Linked DNA regions of Homo sapiens: region 1 is linked to region 2. Evidence: chromatin loops called from intact Hi-C (ENCODE). Cell type or tissue: IMR-90. All regions are shown on one strand. Each heading gives the region's core, and the rest is flanking DNA. Links, peaks and the distances in the headings are about the cores only.

Evidence for each region. Hi-C counts contacts between places; a loop is a spot of excess contacts. Peaks named below come from ENCODE experiments on the same cell type or tissue, not always from the same donor. Only the 100,000 strongest peaks of a DNase experiment are listed, where the experiment ranks them.
Region 1: it touches region 2 in a loop (4-fold over the local background); 1 of 110 quality-filtered maps calls a loop at or near these places.

Annotation. Positions count from the first base shown.
Region 1 is chr19:42,692,809-42,695,725 of GRCh38, reverse strand. No RefSeq gene overlaps it. Among named protein-coding and RNA genes, the nearest start is that of PSG3, 46 kb to the left of the region's middle. In IMR-90, for the core only: a CTCF peak has its summit at 1,784 (motif pointing left); no DNase peak of the experiment used is centred there; H3K27me3 peaks cover 379 bases.
Region 2 is chr19:42,791,956-42,794,872 of GRCh38, reverse strand. No RefSeq gene overlaps it. Among named protein-coding and RNA genes, the nearest start is that of PSG8, 28 kb to the right of the region's middle. In IMR-90, for the core only: a CTCF peak has its summit at 1,230 (motif pointing left); a DNase peak (open chromatin) is centred at 1,222; H3K27ac peaks cover 335 bases.

The DNA of each region.
Region 1 (2,917 bases), core at 279-2,778, 99 kb after region 2:
CTTTTTATGTTTAATTTTGAAATAATTTCAGACTTTCAAAAATGTTCCAAAAATAGGCAAAGTCCTCATATGCTTTTCATTCAACTTCCCCAAATATTAACATTATAGATATGCACGTAATCATCAAAATCAATAAATGATTATTAACACTGTAAAATGAATGCCTGTACAGACCTTATTCAAATCCCCTCTATCTTCTAACTAATGTCCTTTTTCTGGGCCAGGATCCAATCTGGTATCACATATTGCATTTCATTGTACTGTTCTCTCAGTCTCCTTTAATCTGGGAAAGTTAATCAGGATTTCTTTTACCTTTAAGACCTTCACATTTCTTAAGAGTGTTGGTGACTTATTTTGTAGAATGACCCTCAGTTTGGACTTTTCTAATATTTTCTTATGATTAAACTCAGGTTATATGCTTTGTACAAGAATACCACAGGGGTGATGCTGCACCTTCTCCATCCATCATATTTAGAATGCCCTAAGATGTCGTTATCTCTGATTACTGGGGATGTTAACTTTGATCACTGGGCTAAAGTTCCTCCACTGCAAAATGACCCTTTTCCTTGAAAGCATTTTTAAACAACCAATCCCTGGGCCACACCACACATCAGCGAAATCAGATACACTTGAGGGATGGTACAGGCATTGGTAGGCTTTAAATGCCCTGCAAGTGACTCTAATCAGTATCCAGAGTTGGAAACCTATGGCTTAGACAGTGAAGATTAGAATCCTGAAAATCAGCTAGGAGACCATTTCTAAGGCTTCTCTTTAACAACAACAAAAAAAATTAATTCTAGACAAAAGCAAATACATCTGGATTTTGGCATGGACATATGGTAGAGAAATAGAGGAAAATTAGAAATCACCTGATGGGAAAAGTGATGAGTGAGTAGACTGCAGTCCAATTAAAAAAAAAAAAGGCAGAATCAGGTGTGATGACACTTGCTTGTAATTCCAGCATTTTGGGAGTGAAAGTGGGCAGATCACTTGAGCCCAGAAGTTTGAGACCAGCCTGGGTTTTCACCAGCCTGGGTGAAACCCCATCTCTACAGAAACAAACACAAAAAATTAGCTAGGCATAGTGGCAAGTGCCTGTGATTCCAGCTATTCAAGAGGCTGAGGCAGGAGGATCACTTGAGCTCACAAGGTTGAGGCTGCAGTCAATTATGATCTTGCCACTGCACTTCAGCCTCGGTATGAGAGTGAGACCCTCTCTCTTAAAAAAAACAAAACAAAAAAACAGTAAAAATAATGTTCTAAGGTCAGATCTAGTACAAAAACTTCATCTTATTCTGTGATGTTTAGATGCTATAATTAAAACAGAACATGGAGGTGTTTCCATATGCATAGCTGAAAGATTCCATACTTTTTATGCAGCTGCATCATATTCTGTTGTATAGATATAAGGTAACCTGTTTAATTAGCATTGTGCTGGTGAAAGTCTAGGTTGTTCCCAATATTTTGCTGTTAAACAATACAGTGAATAACTCTGATTAGGTGTCATTTTTTATGACTGTGACCGTGATAAATTTTTCCCAGTAAAGTTTGGGAGGCAAAAATATATATATTTTAAATTTTCACATGCATTAAGAAATTTTACTCTACAAGGTTTGCACAAATTTTTATGTTCCAAGAAAAGTAGGGGAGGGTAATATCACCTCAGTTGCTCTCACACGAAGGTCGTGAGTGACAGGACCTTTAGGGACACAGGCACACGGCCGTATCCCTGGTGCCCACACAGGGCAGGTGCATCTGGATCCTGGGAAGCTACAGGAAAGGTGAGGGTGCCCTCTAGAGGACACCCTGCTAAGGATCAGAAAGGGGCCAGGGGAGTTGAGAAATTACAGCAGGTCTTAAACTAAGGGCAAGTTCAAGTGGAAGGCATTAAGCTTCAAGGAGCAAGCTGAGGTGAGAAAGTGGTAGAGACTGATGGAAGGAGAAGGTAAAAAGCTCCAGAGAAGCTAGGGGAGGCATATCAGGGCTCTCCACTCCTCCTCAGCATTGAACATTGTAGTGGTCATGCTGGTGGGGCTCTGTGAGCTCTAGAATGTTCAGCACTATCTGGGGACTCTACCCACTCAAGGCCAGCAGGACTCCCTCCCCCAGCTCTGACAACCAGCAGTGTCTCCAGACTTTGCCAAATGCTTTTCCGAATGAAAAAATTGCCCGTGGCAGAAGCATTAATCTACACTAATCTATAAAAGCAAATCACCACTAAAATCCATCACCTCTTGGTAGAAGAATTACAAGTGTGAGAGTGGTAAAATTGAGGTCTTCAATATCGATTGAAATGGCTTTTACTTAATCAGCAATTTGATGTCCCAGAAGGCATGTTTAGAGATGATGCCACATGGCTGCCTGTACCTCACAGCAGAAATGGTATGGGTTTTCCAAGGGTCTGTAACCATGAACCGGAAAGGTCTGTAACTGCGAATGGGAATGACACCCACTGGGTTACATTACAAAGTGGGATGTAGGGAATTCTGTAGATATTGGGAGAAAAAAATATACAATGTAAACCCAAACCCCATTCTGCTTCTCTCACCATCTTAGGGCCATCTTAGCTATCTATGAATGGTAGCATAGGGATTTTTGTATATTTTCAAAATTGTATACTGTTGGATCATCTTTAAAATATTAATAAATCCCAAAATGGACCAAGTAACTGGACACTGCTGGAGTCTCACTTTTGGCCAGGAGAGCTGACAACATCCTGCTCCCCCTGTCCTGGACACTGTCTGACTCAGGGGCCTAAATGCTCCCTTATTATGGAGAAAGAAGATGTTTTGAACATTCTCACCATTCACCCATCCACCTCTCACACCCGTCGACCTCTCAAACCTCTTGCCCACTCTTGGATTTCATTCTTAATTTACTGAGCTCTATTTCTGTCCCTCATCCATTCCAACATGTG
Region 2 (2,917 bases), core at 144-2,643:
AAGAGGTCAGGTAACACAATGGAGAAAAGAGCAGAGTTTTAGACCTGAGAGAAATCCGTTCACTTGCAACTCTTGGGGCTCCATGACAAAAAAACTATGGTTACTTTCCTACAGGAGAGTCTGTGTCTTCTTTTCTGTTTTCCTAAAGGGGTCCTAATACAGGAGTTATTGAGAAATTATTTTTAGGCAGCTAGAAAGGGTAAAAGAATTCTTGGTGGAATTTTCCTTTAATAAAACGCAGCCCCCAAACCATTTCTAACAGAAAACAGACTGAATGATCAGGCTGCAAGCATAGATAAGCATATACAGATGCAGGCAACTAAGAGCCAGGTACTCCCAATATGGCAGTTCCTGCACTTTTTTCCTTGTCACCATATGTGCAGGTGTCATGATGACCACCAGGTAGAAGCCACAATGGCATAATAAAAGATTAAGGTGGGAGGGCCAGTCTTTTCTCGGGCTACGTAAACAGCACACCTGGTCAAAACAATACCCTGGACCCTATGTAAATCAATCACTGCCTCCTCAAGTCTCTGTACAAAATCAATTGCATTCCACCACAAATTGGAGACCCTCTCTCGGGTGACTGCTTTCTCAGTATGAGAAAGCTTTTTCTCTCTCTCTTCTTTATTGTCTGTTAAATTTTTCACTCCTAAACCCACTCCTCACGTGTTTCCATGTCCCGAATTCTTTCTCAGTGTGTGACAAAGAACCATGAATAGATTCCCAAACAGAGCCATTTTATTTGGGAGTTCTCATCTGGGATTGTGATCAGAACAGAAGATAGAAACATCAGAATGGTGAGTATGGAGCAAACCTCAAATCTGTCCTTTAATTTCAAGGTTCTCTTCAAACTAGTTTCCTTTCATGGAGAACCTCACCATCACATGACGCTGGGGGATGTCATGGAGCAGCTGAGAATTTCTGGCCAGGAAACACCCTGATGTTATTCAAAGGCTTCTGGACTGAACACAGCTTCCGGCAGCTCATCCAGATGTTGGTAATGGGTCTCCTAATTTGCTATCCTGTTGCAAATTTGTTCTTCCTTTCTATCCATGGTCTCTATGTCTCCTGTTCTTTTTGTGTTTGCAATATGTGGAAATTTTTACGGTTCAGGGAAACAGTTCTGTTAGGAAAGATCGGTACATGGTATAATAACTAACCCAATAGGTCCCTCCCTCTCTCTTTCTCTCTCTCTCTCCTTCCTTTGGTAAGCACTTGGTATTTCTAAGCCAACAGTGTCACCTAGTGGAAACATAAATCCTCCTTATGAGGCACATTGTTGGTCCTTTGCCATAACACTGCACTTTTCCAATTCTCTCTTTTTGCACTGATAGAAAAGCCCTTTCTGTGAATGGGAAAGCTCTGCTTTCAACAGTTAGGAGTAAAATGTCTTCCATAGCCAAATTTTAGTTCCGATACTGTCCCATCAGCAGGAAAAACTGCCATTAGGTCCCTACGTTCATTTAAGGTACTTATTCTATCTCCAATTAGAACAGTATTTAATTAGTAAGGACATTTTAAGAACAGAGTCAACCAGGACCACTTTTCTGAGGGTAAGTGTTTTAGCATGGGCCATAACTGGCAACTGGCACATTCCCTCTCTTAAAGAAAGCTTGCTCAAAGGCAACTATTACAATTTCACCAGAGATCCATTTTTCAGGAGGCCAGGCAGATCACAGGCAGATAAGCTAAGGCTGCATGGGTAAAGTGTGGCTAATGTCATCACTTCATTTATCCAGTTCCATGGCTTAGAGGGCCACACCTACAACCATGGGTGGCAAATTTAACACAGTGCCAGGACTCAGGAACCAAGGAGAGAAAACAGTTGGGGGGATGCTCCCACTGTCTTCCACATGACTCTGGGTAACAATGAAAGAAGGGGGACTATAAGGACACTTTTATTCTCACTTCTTTTTCTCGATGGCTAACAGAGCATCTTCAGTTTGCACCCCTCTGGAGTGCACTCTGAGGCACTAGAACTCTTTTAACCTCAGGACTTTGAAGAGAAAAGCAACTCATTCTATTTTGCACAATGACAGGGCATTTTTACTAAAACTTTAGAAGCATTGTAACAGCAACCCAGATTTTTTTAACAGCCATATCAGGAAGGCCTATAAAGAATAATCCCCTAGAATTAGAAAAGCAACTTCCCAGGGAACCATCTGAGAAGAATCCCCATAATTTGGGGTCCCTCCAAGTTCCCTTCTCATTACAGGACCTTAGGCAAATAAAGTAAGACTTAGGCTGATTTTCAGACAATCCTGATAGGTATATAGAAGCTTTCCAGAATTTAAGTCAGGTGTTTCACCTCACATGGAAGGATGTTATGCTGCTCCTAAACCAAACCCTAACTGTAACTGAAAAACAGCCAGCTCTACAAGCACCAGAGAATTTTGAAGATGAGCAACATATCTCCTATAATACACCAAAAGGGAAGGAAGGAGATACAGAAAGTGAAGAAATAGCAGAAACACCATTCCAAATAAGAAGTGAAGCAGTACCTCTTGGCAACCCTGATTGAAGCCCCAATAGCTCAGCAGATGAATGGAAAAGAAAAACTAAGGCCAGACCTCTTAATTCCTCTAAACTGTCTATGATAGACTCAAAGCCAGAGGAGAATCCTGCAGCCTTTATGGATAGGTTAAGAGGGGCACTATTAGCACACACCTTTTTATCTCCTGATTCACTCAAGTGACAGCCCATTCAAAAAGATAAGTTTATTATACAGAATGCTCCCAATATTAGAAGGAACCTACAAAAGGCAAGCTATAGTAGCACATAGCACCTTGGAAAACCTTCTGAGGGTAGCCACTTCAGTCTTTTATAATAGGGACCAGGAGAAGGCCCAGAAGAAAGAGAGAAAGCTCAAGAGAAGGACAAAGCCTCTAATAGCTACTTTGCAGAGTTGCAAAGT